2 separate regions of the Homo sapiens genome follow, and region 1 is linked to region 2. Evidence: read pairs that join two places in POLR2A ChIA-PET (ENCODE). Cell type or tissue: GM12878. All regions are shown on one strand. Each heading gives the region's core, and the rest is flanking DNA. Links, peaks and the distances in the headings are about the cores only. Region 1 overlaps ZCWPW1 (zinc finger CW-type and PWWP domain containing 1). Region 2 has its middle 26 kb from the start of SPDYE3.

Region 1 (8,584 bases), core at 401-8,400, 130 kb before region 2:
TACCCTTGCAAATTTCAGTTTCTAATACCGATTTTGCATGTGGTTAGAGATTTAGTTTTTGGAATAAAGAACGCAGTGAGGGAGGCCAGGTGCAGTGGCTCATGCCTGTAATCCCAGCACTTTGGGAGGCCAAGGCGGGTGGATCACTTGAGGTCAGGAGTTCAAGACCAGCCTGCCCAACATGGTGAAACCCCGTCTCTACTAAAAATATAAAAATTAGCCAGGCGTGGTGGCGTGCACCTCTAGTCCCAGCTACTCAGGAGGCTGAGGCACGAGAATCGCTTGAACCTGGGAGGCGGAAGTTGCAGTGAGCCGAGATTTCGCCACCTCACTCCAGCCTGGGCGACAGAGCAAGACTCTGTCTCAAAAAAAAACCAAAAAACAAAAACCAAAAACCAAAAAACCAAAAACCTCTATGAAGGCTTTTCCATAAGTTCATGAGGCTGAAGAGAACAGTCTGACATTTCAGCCATTCTTAGGTATACTTCTATTCCTAGGCGTTTGAGCAACAAATGATATAAAATACAGTACATATAATTTTTTTTTTTTTTAGATGGAGTCTCACTCTGTTGCCCAGGCTAGAGTGCAGTGGCATGATCTTGGCTCACTGCAACTTCCGCCTCCCAGGTTCAAGAAATTCTCCTGCCTCAGCCTCCCGAGAAGCTGGGACTACAGGTGCATGCCACCGTGCCTGGCAAATTTTTTGTATTTTAGTAGAGACAGGGTTTCACCATGTTGCCCAGGCTGGTCTTGAACTCCTGAGGTTTGGCATTCCACCCACCTCGGCCTCCCAAAGTGTTAGGATTACAGGCGTGAGCCACCATGCCTGGCCTATAATTTTTTTATGTACACAAAATTATCATTACCTGGCCATCCTGGAATGAGGCAGATCGATCTGGAAAGGCTTGCAGAAAGATACATATTTGTAGTTTTTCCTGAAAATTTAAATATTTAAAGTTCTGTGATATGACAGGTAGGCTCTTTCAGGCTACAGGGAGAAGACACTTTAGAGAAAATGTTAGGGAGTAATAGAGTGGCTTTTTCGTTTTTTTGCTTCTCTGCTTATAGTATTTTGTTTTGGGAGGGATGGGATCTGGCCTTGATTTTGCAGAGACTTCTTGTGCCCAGCCCGTAGTATCTACCCAATCAGACAAGGAGCCAGGAATTACTGCTTCTGCTACTGATACTGATAATGCTAATGGGTAAGTTTATTTCAGTGAGGCAAGTTGAACACAGAATGGACTACACATTCATGGTCAGTCAGTCTATCTATCTGTCTGTCTATCTGGTCATTTATCATATTTCTTTTTTTTTTTTTTTTTGAGACGGAGTCTCGCTCTGTCGCCCAGGCTGGAGTACAGTGGCGTGATCTTAGCTCACTGCAACCTCTGCCTCCTGGGTTCAAGCAATTCTCCTGCCTCAGCCTCTCGAGTAGCTGGGATTACAGGCGCCTGCCACCACACCCGGCTAATTTTTATACTTTTTAGTAGAGACGGGGTTCACCATATCAGCCAGGTTGGTCTCGAACTCCTGACCTTGTGATCCACCCGCCTTGGCCTCCCAAAGTGCTGGGATTACAGGCGTGAGCCACCAGGCCCAGCCCATTTATCATATTTCTATAGATTTCTCTCAGCTCAGGAAAGATACCTGTTTGAGTTGGGAAAAATAGGCAAGTAGATGGATGAAATGGCCTCAGGAGGTCTTAGAGAGCTTAGGATTCATCTGTCTTCCTTTTACTCGGGTTTTTTCAGAAGAAGAGTTCTGCAATTGCTCTATTTTTACCTTTCATTAAAATAAAACCTCATTTTCAGAGAGGAGGTACCACATACTCAAGAGATTTCAGTGTCTTGGGAAGGTGAAGCTGCCCCTGAGATAAGGACATCTAAGTTAGGCCAGCCAGATCCTGCACCCTCTAAGAAGAAATCCAATAGACTCACCTTAAGCAAAAGAAAGAAGGAAGCTCGTAAGTACAGTCAGATATACTTTGAAGCCTGGCTCAAGTACTAGCTCCAGGAAATTAGGGAATGGGACCATGGGCAGGCTGAGAATTTTCAGCCCAAGACTTGAGACTATTAGGCTGTGATTCTTCTTCCTTCTTTCACTGACCTTTACTATCTACAAAGATTGTCTTCTTCATCTCCCCACCTCACGTTTTCTTTTTTCTTCCCAGAAGATGAGAAGGTGGAGAAAACTCAAGGTGGACATGAGCACAGACAGGAAGACCGACTAAAGAAAACAGTTCAGGATCATTCTCAGATCAGGGACCAGCAAAAAGGAGAGATAAGTGGTTTTGGTGAGTTTAGCTGGTTTGGCAAACCTACTTGGCCTGAAAATTTGAAATAGAGCAGAGAGGCAGGGTTAGGATGTTAGAGGAACCTCTGCAAAGAATATAGTCAATCTCTCACAGCTGCTTGTTGCAGAATATGCTGCCGAAAGAATAATTTCATTCATTCAGTCATTTATTCACATAATCCATAGTTGTTGGGTGCCTACTGTGTACAAAGCATTTTAGATGTTTCCCAGGAAGAAAATGAAGATGTGGTAAGAAAGGTAATAGTTTGAGATAATGTGGTAAAAAAGGTAATAGAAGATGTGGTAAGAAAGGTAATAGAAAAATAAGGAGTGGTATTATAGATCCCAGGGGAGGAGAGAATTTAAAGAAAGAGGGATGCTCAGCCATGTCGAATGCCATCGTAAAGAAATCAAAGAGGATAAACATAAGCTCAAGGACATCACAATTAGGAAGCCATTAGCGGTTTGGTTATAGCTACTGAAAGAGTTGATAAGCGTGAATGGCAGCTTATAGCTGGTTGAAGAGTAGACACTTTTTCAATTAGTTTAGATAGGGAAAGTAAGAGGGAGAAAATGGTAGATAAAAAGGAATGGAGGCTGGGCATGGTGGCTCATGCTTGTAATCCCAGCTCTGTGGGATGCCGAGGTGGGTGGATCACAAGGTCAGGAGTTCAAGACCAGCCTGACCAATATGGTGAAACCCCATCTCTACTGAAAATACAAAAATTAGCTGGGTATGGTGGCATGCGCCTGTAGTCTCAGTTACTTGGAGGCTGAGGCAGGAGAATCGCTTGAACCCAGGAGACGGAGGTTGCAGTGAGCCAAGATTGTGCCACTGCACTCCAGCCTGGGCAACAAAGGGAGACTCTGTCTAAAAAAAAAAAAAAAAAAAAAAAAAAATGGGTACGGAGTTGAGGGAGGGGTTTTTTGTTTTTTTGTTTTGTTTCGTTTTGAGATAGAGTCTTGCTCTGTCGCCAGGCTGGAGTGCGGTGGCGCGATCTCCACTCACTGCAACCTTCTCCTCCCGGGTTCAAGCGATTCTCCTGCCTCAACCTCCCTAGTAGCTCGGACTACAGGCATGCGCCACCACGCCCAGCTAATTTTTGTAATTTTAGTAGAGATGGGGTTTCACCATGTTGGCCAGGATAGTCTCGATCTCTTGACCTTGTGATCTGCCCGCTTCGGCCTCCTAAAGTGTTGGGATTACAGGTGTAAGCCACCGTGCCCAGCCTGATAATGGTAAATTTTATGACAAGAAATAAAACAGATCATACAATATACTAGTGTGTTCAAAAATTCAAAAATACCAAGGCAGGAGGATCACTTGAGACCAGGAGTTTGAGACCAGCTTGGGCAACACAGTGAGACCCTCATCTCTACAAGAAAAAAAAAAATTAGCTGGATGTAGTGGTAGTGCCTGTAGTCCTAGCTGTTCAAGAGGCTGAGGTGGGAGGATCTCTTGATCCCAGGAATTGGAGGCTGCAGTGAGCGATGATTGTGCCACTGCCCTCCAGCCTTGGTGACAGAGCAAGACCCTGTCTCTAAAAAACTAAATAAATAGACAACAATCTAAACAGGCTTGTACCAAACAAAAACAAAAACCCCAAAACAAAACATAATACAAAAAGACAGAACAAGTTCCAACTTTAAGAAACAGTGGAATAAAAAGTTACGTAGTGTCTAATCTGTATGTGTACATATATGTGGTTTTGGTTGTGGAAGCATAATATAGTTTGCACATACTTGGAAGAAAACTCCAAGACTATGCAGGCACCAAACAAGGTAGTTCAGGTCAATAAACCATTCCTCTTGTTATAATGACATAGTAACATAAGGCACTGAGGTATAAGTCTAATTTGAACAACCAGGTGGCCTGGAGTTCAGACTACCCGAAGGGAGTTTCTAGGTAGAGTCAAAAAGGAAACTAAAAGGTTTTTCTTTTGGTTTTATGTGACTATATAAACTCAGATGTGCTTGTTGAGAACTTTTGGGGTACTGCAGACCCCACTGACCTGATCTCTGGTTAGCTCAAATAAATTGGTGTCATTAGATTTGTGTTGCTCTGTCTCCTGTACTCAGAATTACTGTAAGAGGCCTGGCGCAGTGGCTCACACCTGTAATCTTAGCACTTTGGGAGGCTGAGGCAGGAAGCTTGCTTGAGTCCAGACTAGCCTGGGTAACATAGTGAGACCCCCGTCTCTATAAAAAAGAAAAAAAGTGAATTTATATTAAAAAAGAAATGGAAAAAAAAGAATTACTGCATGGACTAGATCTTAGGCTGGCAGATGAGGGTTCACCCTCTAGGTGATTGTGAGTTGAATTGTGATTGTAGTGGATTTATTAGCCTCCTGCTATAAATAAACCATTCTTCCCATTTCTTACAGTTGCCAAGGAGAGGTGAGTGCTCCTGAAGTAGGAAGGAGTATTTAATGAATACAATTTGCATTAAGTACAGAGAAGGAAAAGAGCAGTGTGTCATGAGAGGAAGTAAGATTGGGCTGGTCAGGGAGTGCATTTCTAAGGAAACAGTATTTCAGCTGAAACCTGAAGGCAGAGTAGAAGTTATCCAAGTGAAGAAAGAGTTTTAGGTAGGGTAAAGTGTGGTATGTTCCAGATACTAAAAGAAAGCCAGTGTGATTGCGGAGCTCAGAGAGCAAGGGGAGGCAAGTTGGGAACGTGGCTCTGGATAACTGGAAAGAGGGAGGCAGTGGCTAGGTCAAAGACCATGTACAGAGTGAACATTTTATCCTAAGTGCAGGGGGAATCCACTGGTGGGTTTTAACCAGGGAAGTGACATCTTCACATTAATGTTTTAAAAGGATCCTTTGGTGATTAATTGGAGATGGAGTATGGGGAGAAAAGAAGAATAGACCAGTTAAGAAGTTAGTATTAGGATTAGGTATTAGGCTTTGATTAAGATGATGGCTGAGCACAGTGGTTTACACCTGTAATCCCAGCACTTTGGGAGGCAGAGGCAGGAAGATCACTTGAGCCCAGGAGTTTGAGGTTGCAGTGAGCTATGTTCATACCACATCACTCCAGCATGGGTAACAGAGCAAGACCCTGTCTCAAAAAAATATATATTTAAAAAATAAGGCTGGGCGTGGTGGCTCATGCCTGTAATTCCAGCACTTTGGGAGGCCGAGGCGGGTGGATCACGAGGTCAGGAGATCAAGACCATCCTGGCTAACATGGTGAAACCCCGTCTCTACTAAAAATACAAAAAATTAGCCGGGTGTGGTAGCGGGCGCCTGTAGTCCCAGCTATTCGGGAGGCTGAGGCAGGAGAATGGTGTGAACCCAGGAGGCAGAGCTTGCAGTGAGTGGAGATCGTGCCACTGCACTCCAGCCTGGGCGACAGAGCGAGACTCCGTCTCAAAAAAAATAAATAAAAAAAAAATAAAATGGATTAGGATGATCAAAATAGAGAAAGAGAAAAGTGGATGGTTTTAAGGTATGTTTTGGAGGTAAAATTGTTAGAAGTTGGTAATGAATTAGATACTGGAAGGTTGGAGCAGGAGAAGGTATGTCAAGGATGATTGGTTTCTGTCTTGAACAGTTATGTGAAGGGAGATGGGAAAGAGCGGAGGAAGAAAAAATTTGTAATATAAGATGAAGCATTCAGGTTTGGGTACATTTAGGTTTGAGATCCTTGTGAGACATCCAAATAGAGATGTCAAAGAGCAAGGCGGCTTAGGAATCTCGAGCTCAGAACAGAGGCTGTAAGTAGACAGCTGTGTTCTGTCAGGTATGAAAATAGATTTCAAAGCCATGGGAATGAGTGAGCTTGCCTCAGGAGAAAGTGTATCATGGGGAGAGAAGGCCCATGATTGGGCTTTGGGACCCCTGACATTTAGAGATTGAAGAACGAAGAGAACCCAGCAAAGGAGACTGAGGGGGAAGCTTGCCAGTAAAATCAGGGGGAGGGGGACAGGAGAATGAGACATCACAGAACCCAGGAAACTAGTGTTTCAAGAATGAGTGGTCAAGTGAAATCCTCTTAACATGTGTCTGTGACATCAGTCTTCATGATCATAGAGCCACATCCGGGCATCAAACACAGTTTTCCAGAGCACATTATCTTCTCCTTTAGGTTACTTGAACTTTTAAAAAAGTACAATGTTCTTGTCAAAAATATTATTCCAAGCCATAAATTTCCAGTTCCATATCATTATAGTGATTTTTTCCTACTCATTTTCTTATGAGTACTCACTGCTTTCACAGCTAACAATTTGTATTATTATTGATCTGTATTAATATATATGACTCCTGGCCTCTCCTCCTACTCTTTTTTTCTAGTCTTGCTAGCTCACCTCTGTAAACATCCAAAACTACTATTGGCAACTGTCATTTCAGACTAACATATTAGTCCCAACCAGTACTTTGTTCTTCAAGATAAGGTAATTGAGGCTGGGCATGGTGGCTCACCCCTGTAATCCCAGCACTTTGGCAGGCTGAGGAGGGTGGATCACTTGAGCCCAGGAGTTCAAGACCAGCCTGGGCAACATGGGGAAACCCTGCCTCTGTCAATAAATACAAAAAATTTTCTGGGTGTGGTGGTGCATGCCTGTAGTCTCAGCTACTTGGGAGGCTGAAGTGGGAGGATCACTGGAACCTGGGAAGTGGAGGCTGCAGTGACCCGAGATTGCGCCACCGCACTTGAGCCTGGGCAACAGAGCGAGACTGTGTTTCAAAAAAAAAAAAAAAGTAATTGCGAAAGTGATCCTTATATGTGATATTTTGAAAAGACCCAAATGCACGTCAACTTTTCTGAGGGATGATTCTGGAGGGATGGGATTAGGAGCCATCCTTTATGATCAGGTATTTAAGGTAAAATTTGGCAGTGGGAGAGAGTGAACTTACTGGAGAAATATGTTGGTTGATAAATAAATAGTGAATATATAGCGATACCTATGTGTCTGTTATGTGATTTTTCTCTGTCAACTCAATTGCTTGAGTGTAGGCTCAGAAAAGGTGGAGAGGGTTCATTCTGGTTGGTGTTTTGCCACCTGGGTGGGAAGAACGACAGTGGGAAAGGGAGCTGAAGGTGTCTACAAGAGAATCCAAGTAAATGTCAAGTAATCAAACCAGAGTGGAACAGAGTGAAGAATGAAAGTTGCTTCCAGATGGAGAGGATGGTAGTGGGCAGTGGGTTGGAGAGCTAGATAAAATGAAAGTTGCTATAGGAGTCTTTGAGCAAGTGAGGTGGAAGACGGGGCATTTTTGTAGATAGGATGTTTGGATGAGTGGCTCAGAGGGTGTGCAGTTCCTGCAGATGACTGGGTGGGGCATGCAGGAGTGGGAGTGGGTTCCAGAGGTGACATGAAGAAAAAAGTCAAGGGACTGAAATAATGGGGTGCTGTATGAGGAGTTCCTGTGGATGTAGAGGTCATTTGGAATGAAGGCAGGAGGTGGAGAGAAGACTGAATCAGATACCAGCATCTCTACAAGGGAGATGAGAGGTGAGGATAGTCCCATGGCATAGACCTCAAGGGAGGAAGTTTTTATAAGAGTTGGAGAGTAGTAGCAATGGGGCAATGATAATGCCAGCCTGACTTTCTGTCCCAAGAGACATGGGGAGTGTGAGAGGAACTGACTGCACTTACAGGGTTGTAGGTGGGGGTGGTTTAGGTGGGGCAGTGTCATTAGTGGGTCTCCAGGCTTCAGAAAGGAGATAGAAGTTCAGATTTGAGGTTGAGGATATGTGGACTTTTGTTGCTCGAGTCAATGGACTTTCCAAGACCACAATGGAAGAGTTTTGGTGGGAGAGAGGAGAGGCTGAGGGACATGGGTCAGCTTAGGAGAGGTGGGGGTCTGGAAGGTAATGGATAAAAGGAAGGCTTGGCCTTTGAGCAGGGCCCAGAGTTAATAGTTGATGGAGAAGTGATAGGCTTAGACCTGTGTCTTTTGGAGAAGAGTGAACTCAGACACTGTTGGTCCTAAAGTTTGCAACTTGGTGATTTGGTGACAGGTAAATCAGTTGAGATTTGGATAAGAACTCTGGATGTTGTGCACAAAAGAGATGCAGGTTAGCCCTTCAAAAGAACTTTTCAGTAGTGTCATGCCAGCAGAGAACAAGGCACTATCTGGAAAGATGCCAGGCAACCTTTCAATTTAAGAACTGTCAATACAAGAAACATTCCTTTCAGCCTTGGGGCAGGGAGACATGGTAGCCTAGTACAGGAAAAAGATCAAGGCATGAGACTTGAGTTCTAAGTTCAGCTCTATCGCCAAGTTAGCTAATCCTCAGCAAGCCAGTTACCTCTTTGAGCCTTGGTTTCCCTCTTATAAGT
Region 2 (8,584 bases), core at 95-8,094:
CAGGAAAAAAAAAAAAAGCAGGTGAAATCTGTGCAGGGGGATCTCACCTGAACAAGGATCAGAAAGACAAGGGCTTGTGCCCAAACCTACCCACCCTCCTAGTGGCAGCTGGACCCTGGACCCCTTACCACCACCAGCCTGCCCCATGCTATCCATCACCAGCCAGCTCATGTCCTAAACATCTCTGCATCCCTCCTCTCTCTCCATCCACGCTGCTGCCTCACTGGTCCTGGCCACCACGGCTCTCTCAGCTAGGCTGCAGTCACTTCCAGGCTGGATTCCCCACCCCTGCCCTTGACCTTCTCCTGTCCTCTACTCCACAAGGCAGCCAGAAGAATCTGCCAATGTGTCAAGTCTTCTCTTGGGCTAGAGCCTTCTGGTGGCTTCCAATCTGCACCCATCCCAGCCCTTTGTGTCAGGCACCATCTCATCTTCATAAATCCTGTTTCTATTGCCTGGAGGACTCCCCCAGCCCTATCTTCCCCTGTTCCTAAATGACATTTTGCCACCCTTCAGATCTCAGTGTCACTTTTGAGAGAAACCTTAGCCAGGCATGGTAGCATGCACCTGTAGTCCCGGCTGCTCTGAAGACTGAGGAGAAATGATCTCTTGAAGTCAGGAGTTGGGGGTTGCAGTGAGCTAGGATTGCACCACTGCACTCCAGCCTGGACAACAGAGCAAGATCCTGTCTCTAGGCCAGGTGCAGTGGCTCACACCTGTAATCCCAGCACTTTGGGAGGCTAAGGCAGGCAGATCACCTGAGGTCAGAAGTTCGAGACCAGCCTGGCCAACATTGTGAAACCCCATCTCTACTAAAAATACAAAAATTAGCCGGGTGTGGTGGCATGCACCTGTAATCCCAGCTACTTGGGAGGCTGAGGCAGGAGAATTGCTTGAACCTGGGAGGCAGAGATTGCAGTGAGCCAAGATCACACCACTGCACTGCAGCATAGACAATGAAGCAAGAAAAAAAAGAAAAGACCTTGTCTCTAAAAAGAGAGAGAGAGAAACCCTGCATGGACCTCCATTCAGATGGCCGTTCTGTTACTAGAAGGGTCCAGACCAACACAAGAGCACTAGGAACCAAAGATGAAATTCACAAAAGAGCAATTATGAGAAATGGGAGAAAGATGGAGGGATTGCAACATAGGGCTAATGGAAGTTTTAGAAAAACAGCAGAAAATCACAGAGAAGCAACATATGATGGACAATCAATGAGAATTTTCAAAAACTAGTCTGGGCATGTTGACTCATGCCTATAGCCCCAGCACTTTGGGAGGCCGAAGCAAGTGGATCAACTGAGGTCAGGAGTTCCAGACCAGCCTGGCCAATATGGTGAAACCTCGTCTCTACTAAAAATACAAAAACTAGCCTGGCGTGGTGGCATGCACCTGTAGTCCCACCTACGCAGGAGGCTAAGGCAGGAGAATCCCTTGAACCCGGGAGGCAGAGGTTGCAGTGAGCCAATATCGTGCCACTGCACTCCAGCCTGGGTGACAGAGCAAGACTCCATCTCAAAAAAAAAAAAAAAAAAGGAAAAGAAAGAAAAAAGAACTAAAAAGACATAAGTCCTCAAATCAAAAACACTCCAAGAACAAACAGCATAAATTAATATGTCTATATAGGGTTTTATCATTATTAAACCACTTAAAATCAAGGATAAAGAGGAATTTTTTTTTTCTTTTTTTGAGATAGGGTCTCACTCTGTCACCCAGGCTGGAGTGTAGTGGTGCAATCACAGCTCACTGTAGCCTCAAACTCCTGGGCTCAAGCAATTCTCCCACCTCAGACTCCCAAGTAACTGGGACCACAAGCCTGCAAGCAGGCACCACCATGCCTAGCTAATATTTGTATTTTAAAGTGCCCATTTAGTTATTTATTTGTTTGTTTATTCAATAAACTTTTTTTTTTTTTAGATGGATTCTTGCTCTGTCACCCAGGCTGGAGTGCAATGCCTCGATGTCTGCTGACTGCAACCTCCACCTCCCAGGTTCAAGTAATTCTCCTGCCTCAGCCTCCTGAGTAGCTGGGATTACAGGCATGAGCCACCACACCCAGCTACTTTTTGTATTTTTAGTAGAGACGGAGTTTCGCCATGTTGGCCAGGCTGGTCTCGAACTCCTGACCTCATGTGATTCACCTGTCTCAGCCTCCCAAAGTGCTGGGATTACAGGCATGAGCCACTGCACCCGGCCTATTCAATAAACATGTATTCAGTCTGTACCTACTGTTCTAGGGACTGTGGACAGAGCACTGAGCAAGATAGGAAAAAACCAGCACGTACTCTGGGTGAGTGTCAGCAGAGCCGGTCTCAGGGGGCATGAGCCATGCAATTACACACTCGGTTTCATGCTGTACGGTGGCCATTTTGAAATCCTTAATAATTTTTCAACAAGAGCCCTCAAGTTTCATTTTGGAACGGGCCCTGCAAATTACGTAGCCGGTCCTGTGTGTCAGGCCAAACTAGCAGATAAGGAAATGAGGCACAGAGAGGGAAACAACTCCACCAAGGTTCACACAGGATGCAAGCCACACAGCTGGGATTGAAACCCAGGTTAGACTGGGTGCAGTGGCTCATGCCTGTAATCCCAGTACTTTGGGAGGCCAAGGCGGATGGATCATCTAAAGTCAGGAGTTCAAGACCAGCCTGACCAACATGGTAAAACTCCATCTCTACTAAAAATACAAAAATTAGCTGGGCGCGGTGGCTCACGCCTGTAATCCCAGCACTTTGGGAGGCCGAGGCGGGTGGATCATGAGGTCAGGAGATTGAGACCATCCTGGCTAACATGGTGAAACCCCATCTCTACTAAAAATACAAAAAATTAGCCGGGCGTGGTGGCAGGCGCCTGTAGTCCAAGCTCCAAGCTACTCGGGAGGCTGAGGCAGGAGAATTGCTTGAACCTGGGAGGCAGAGGTTGCAGTGAGCTGAGATCGTGCCACTGCACTCCAGCCTGGGCAACAGAGTGAGACTCCAAAAAAAAAAAAAACAGGAAAGAAAGAGAGAGAGAGAGAGAGAGAAAGAAAGAGAAAGAAAGAAGAAAGAAAGAAAGAGAGAGAGAGAGAAAGAAAGAAAGGGGAGGGGAGGGGGAAGGGAAGGGGAAGGGGGGGAAGGGAAGGGGGAGGGGAGGGGGAGGGGAAGGGGAGGGGAGGGTAAGGGGAAGGGGAGGAGAAGGGGAGGGGAAGGGGAGGGGAAGGGAAGGGGAAGGGAAGGGGAAGGGAAGGGGAAGGGAAGGGGAAGGGGAAGGGAAGGGACCCAGGCTAACAGACTCCAGATACCAGCAGCAGCCCTTGAGCCATGTTGCCTAATTGTCCCCAAGCAGAAAACTTCCCAGGTCTTCGGAGGCAGCAAAAGCTTTCCTGGCACAGAGCTAGAAAAGAAGATTCTCATGGTGTCCCATGTGGCAGGAACTACAGGAGCTGGGGTGGGTAATCCATTTAGGCCACTTGACAAACACCTATTTGTAGGTCAACTCTGAGAATAGAAAGATGAAAAAGGAGTGGCCTCTGCCATCCTGGAGCTAAGCAACTGGTATAAGGGAAGTGACAGCCCCCATGGAATCGGACCATTTCAACTTCATGCCACGAATGACAGGTCAGGGCTTCTGGGCATGATCATAGGAATGACCACAGCTAACATTGACCATGGGCCTAATTTGTGTGCTGTTTGCTTTTTTTTTTTTTGAGACGGAGTCTCACTCAAGTCGCCAGGCTGGATGGAGTGCAGTGGTGCGATCTCGGCTCACTGCAGCCTCCGCCTCCCAGGTTCAAGCAATTCTCCTGCCTCCCAGGTTCAAGCAATTCTCCTGCCTCAGCCTCCCGAGTAGCTGGGATTACAGGTGCCCTCCACCACGCCTGGCTAATTTTTGTATTTTTAGTAGAGACGGGGTTTCACCATGTTGGCCAGGATGGTCTCAATCTCTTGACCTCGTGATCCGCCCACCTCGCCCTCCCAAAGTGCTGAGATTACAGGCGCGAGCCACTGTGCCCGGCCATGCTGTGCACTTTTTAGCATTTTCTTCAGTTTTTGTTGCAACCTATGAGTCAGGAACTCTTATTATGCTGTTTTACCTAGGAGGAAAAGAGCATTCACAGAGATTAAACGGTGTGTTCAGGCCGGGTGTGGTGGTAATCACATCCATGACCGTAATCCCAGCACTTTGGGAGGCCAAAGCAGGAGGATTGTTTGAGTCCAGGAATTCAAGACCAGCCTGGGCAACTTAGTAAAACCTCCATCTCTTTTTTAAAAAAAAGATAATAAAATACTTTAGGAGGCCAAGGCAGGCAGATCACTTGAGGTCAGGAGTTCGAGATCAGCCTGGCCAACATGGTGAAACCCCGTCTCTACTATAAATACAAAAATTAGCTGGGTGTGGTGGCATGCGCCTGTAGTCCCAGCTACTCAGGAGGCTGAGGCAGGAGAATTGCTTGAACCTGGGAGGCGGAGGTTGCAGTGAGCTGAGATCACGCCACTGCACTCCAGCCTGGGCGACAGAGTGAGACTCTGTCAAAAAATAATAAGAAAAATAATCATAAAATAAGATAAAAATATAAATAAAAAATAAACAACATGCCTAAAACCACACAGCTAGAAGAAGGCAGTGTCAGAACTCAGCTATGTCTGACATCAGAGACCACGATTTTTTTTTTTTTTTTGAAACGGAGTCCTGCTCTTGTCACCCAGGCCGGAGTGTAATGGGACGATCTCAGCTCACTGCAACCTCTGCCTCCCAGGTTCAAGCGATTCTCCTGCCTCAGCCTCCCAAGTAGCTGGGATTACAGGTTCCCGCCACCACACCTGGCTAATTTTTGTATTTTTAGTAGAGACAAGGTTTCACCATGTTGGCCAGGCTGGTCTCAAACTCCTGACCTCATGATCTGTTCGCCTCAGCCTCCCAAAGTGCTGAGATTACAGGCATGAGCCACCACCCCCCCGGCCTTTTTTTGTTTTTTTTTTTGTTGTTGTTTTTTGTGTTTTTTTTTCTTTTGAGGCAGAGTCTCGCTCTGTTGCCCAGGCTGGAGTGCAGTGGCACGATCTCGGCTCACTGCAAGCTCTGCCTCCTGGGTTCACGCCATTCTCCTGCCTCAGCCTCCAGAGTAGCTGGGACTACAGGCGCCCGCCACCACGCCCAGCTAATTTTTTGTATTTTTTAGTAGAGACGGGGTTTCACTGTGTTAGCCAGGATGGTCTCGATCTCCTGACCTTGTGATCTGCCCGCCTAGGCCTCCCAAACTGCTGGGATTACAGGCGTGAGCCACAGCGCCCGGCCTTTTTTTTTTTTTTTTTTTTGAGACAGTCTCTGTTGCCCAGGCTGTAGTGTAGTGGTACAATCTCCACTCACTGCAACCTCCACCACCTAGGTTCAAGTGATCAAGTGATTTGCCTGCCTCAGCCTCCCAAGTAGCTGGGATTACAAGCATAAACCACCACACCCAGCTAATTTTTGTATTTTTAGTAGAGGGGTTTTGCCATATTGGCCAGTCTGGTCTTGAACACCTGACTTCAAAGTGATCCGCCCGCTTGGCCTCCCAAAGTGCTGAGATTACAGGCATAAGCCACCATACCTGGCCAGAAACCATGATTTTAACGAGCATATGGCCCTGCCCCGAAGAACTGTGGACATACAGGTGAGAGGCAGGCACCCCACGCTGCTGGGAAAAATCACAGAAAGCTTCCCAGAGGAGGTGATGACAGAGGTGAAATAAATATGGATCTGTCAGCCTGTACAAGAGTCAGAGGCCATGAGAGAGTATGGAAGAAGGAGAGAGATCTCTCACTGGAAGGTAAAGTACTAGGCTGGGAATAGTGGCAGATGGGACCAGAGATGTAAGCAAAGACCACACCACAGTGAGCCTTGAATGCCAAGTACATCAGTTATGGGTCTTAGCTGCAAGCAACAGAATCTACTCTGGTCAGTCTACATAGCAAAGAAATGAATGAATGAATTTATTTATTTATTTATTGAGACGAATTCTTGCTCTATTGCCCAGGCTGGAGTGCAGTGGCACGATCTTGGCTCACCGCAACCTCCGCCTCCAGGGTACAAGCTATTCTCCCACCTCAGCCTCCCAAGTAGCTGAAATTACAGGCGTGTGCCACCACATCCAGCTAATTTTTGTATTTTTAGTAGAGATGGGGTTTCACCATATTGGCCAGGCTGGTCTCGAACTCCTGACCTCAAGTGATCCACCCGCCTTGGCCTCCCAAAGTGCTGGGATTACAGGTGTGAGCCACCTCGCCTAGCCACAAATTTATTTTTAATATGTCAAATAAACTGACCAGGTGTGGTGGCTCACACCGTCATCCCAGCTCTTCGGAAGCCAAGGCAGGAGGATCACTTGAGGCCAGGAGTTTGAGACCAGCCTGGGCAACATAGCAAGACTCCATTTCTACCACACACACACACACACACACACACACACACACACACACACACACAAAATTAGCCAGCGTGAGGCTTGAATGCCAACTGTATCAGTTATGGGTCTTAGTTGCAATCAACAGAATCCATTCTGGTCAGTTTACATAGCAGAGGAATTTATTTTTAAAATATCAAGTAAACTGGCCAAGTGTGGTGGCTCCTACCAGTAATCCCAGCACTTTGGGAGTCCGAGGCGGGCAGATCACCTGAGGTCAGATCACCTGCGGTCAGGAGTTCAAGACCAGCCTAGCCAACATGGTGAAACCCTGTCTGTATTAAAAATATGGGAGGCTGAGGAGGGAGGATCACTTGAGCCCAGGAGATTGAGGCTGCAGTGAGCTATGATCACACCACTACTCTCCAGCCTGAGTGACAGAGTGAGACTGTCTCAAAGAAAATTAATTTTTTTTTTGTAAACTATCACAGCCAAGAGGAGCCTAAGAAGACATTACTACTAAATGTCACATGGTGTCATGGATGGGATCTTCGGACAGAAAAAGGAAATTGGGCCGGGCACGGTGGCTCACACCTATAATCCCATCACTTTGGGAGGCTGAGGTGGGTGGATCACCTGAGGTCGGGAGTTCAAGACCAGCCTGACCAACATGGAGAAACCCCCGTCTCTACTAAAAATACAAAATTGGCCGGGGTGGTGGCGCATGCCTGTAATCCCAGCTACTCGGGAGGCTGAGGCAGGAGAATCCCTTGAACCGGGGAGACGGAGGTTGCAGTGAGCCAAGATTGCGCCATTGCACTCCAGCCTGGGCAACAAGAGTGAAACTCTGTCTCAAAAAAAAAAAAAAAAAAAAGAAAAAGAAAAGAAAAAGGAAATTGGTAAAAATTAAGGAGGTCTAACTAAAGTATGGACTTCAGTTAATTACAATGTATTAACTTCAGTTCATTAACGGTAACAAATATACTATACCAGTGCAAGATGTTAATAAAAGGGGGAAATGGTACAGGATATATGAGAATCCTACTGTCTTAACAATTTTTCTGTAAATTTAAAAACATTGTAAGATGAAGAGTCTATTTTTAGAGCACTGAGTAAATTGCATGGAACTAAACACACACACACAATTACATGTAAAACTGATAGAACCTGGGTAAGTTCAGTGGATGGTATTGAAGGCAATTTCCTGGTTGTGAGATTGTACTCTAGTTTTGCAAGCTGTTACCGTTGGGGGAAATTGCATGAAGGGCACGAGGGCTCTCTGGGTAATAATCTCTTACAATTGCAAGTGAATCTACAATTATCTTAAGATAACAAGCCTTATTTTATTTATTTATTTTATAGAGACAAGGTTTCACTGTATTGGCCAAACTTGTCACAAACTCCTGGCCTCGAGCGATCCTCCCACCTTGGCCTCCCAAAGTGCAGAGATTACAGACATGAGCTATAGTACCTGGCCAAAAAGCTTAATTTTAAAACATTGAAAAGAGAACAGGATCTTTTGGAAAGCTGAAGAAATAAAGTCTAGGCTTAAAGTTCTAGGACCCTTACCCAGCACCGTGGGGCAGAACTGGCCTGATAAGAAAATGAAGCTGTGGGCCAGGCACAGTGGCTGACGCCTGTAATCCCAGCACTTTGGGAGGCTGAGGTGGGTGGATCACTTAAGGTCAGGAGTTCGAGACCAGCCTAGCCAACATGGTGAACCCCCATCTCTACTATACAAAAATTAGCTGGGTGTGGTGGTGGGCGCCTGTAGTCCCAGCTACTTGGGAGGCTAAGGCATGAGAATCACTTGAATCCAGGAAGCGGAGATTGCAGTGAGCCAGGATCACACCACTGAACTCCAGCCTGGGCAACAGAGCGAGACTCTGTCTCAAAAAAAAAAGAGAGAGAGAGGGAGAGAGGCAGGCAGGCAGGCAGGCAGGCAGAAAGAAAATGAAGCTGTGGCAGCTTCCACAGCCACACCTTCTCCAGGACTTCACGTTTCTAAATGGCGAGTTGTATTTTCCCAAAATGGCTGCAATAGTAACTTCATCCAACATGCTCTTCCACAAAGTAACTTTGTCACTCCTCCATCAAGAAGCAGGGTCTATGACCCTGTCTTAATCTATTTTTGTTGCTATAAAGGAATACCTGAGGCTGGGTGATTTATAAAGGAAAGAGGTGTATTTGGCTCGTGGTTCTGCAGGCTGTGCAAGAAGCATGGTGC

The links. ChIA-PET counts read pairs that join two places held together with the same protein. Peaks named below come from ENCODE experiments on the same cell type or tissue, not always from the same donor. Only the 100,000 strongest peaks of a DNase experiment are listed, where the experiment ranks them.
Region 1: POLR2A ChIA-PET joins it to region 2 with 5 read pairs; 9 of 35 experiments call an interaction of 5 or more read pairs at or near these places.

The regions. Positions count from the first base shown.
Region 1 is chr7:100,409,684-100,418,267 of GRCh38, reverse strand. ZCWPW1 (zinc finger CW-type and PWWP domain containing 1) reads left to right here. Exons shown (of 18, transcript NM_001386010.1): 6 at 1,085-1,202; 7 at 1,812-1,963; 8 at 2,171-2,293. Among named protein-coding and RNA genes, the nearest start is that of ZCWPW1, 15 kb to the left of the region's middle. RefSeq lists an enhancer at 89-178. In GM12878, for the core only: no CTCF peak of the experiment used is centred there; no DNase peak of the experiment used is centred there; H3K27ac peaks cover 1,059 bases.
Region 2 is chr7:100,277,131-100,285,714 of GRCh38, reverse strand. No RefSeq gene overlaps it. Among named protein-coding and RNA genes, the nearest start is that of SPDYE3, 26 kb to the left of the region's middle. In GM12878, for the core only: no CTCF peak of the experiment used is centred there; no DNase peak of the experiment used is centred there.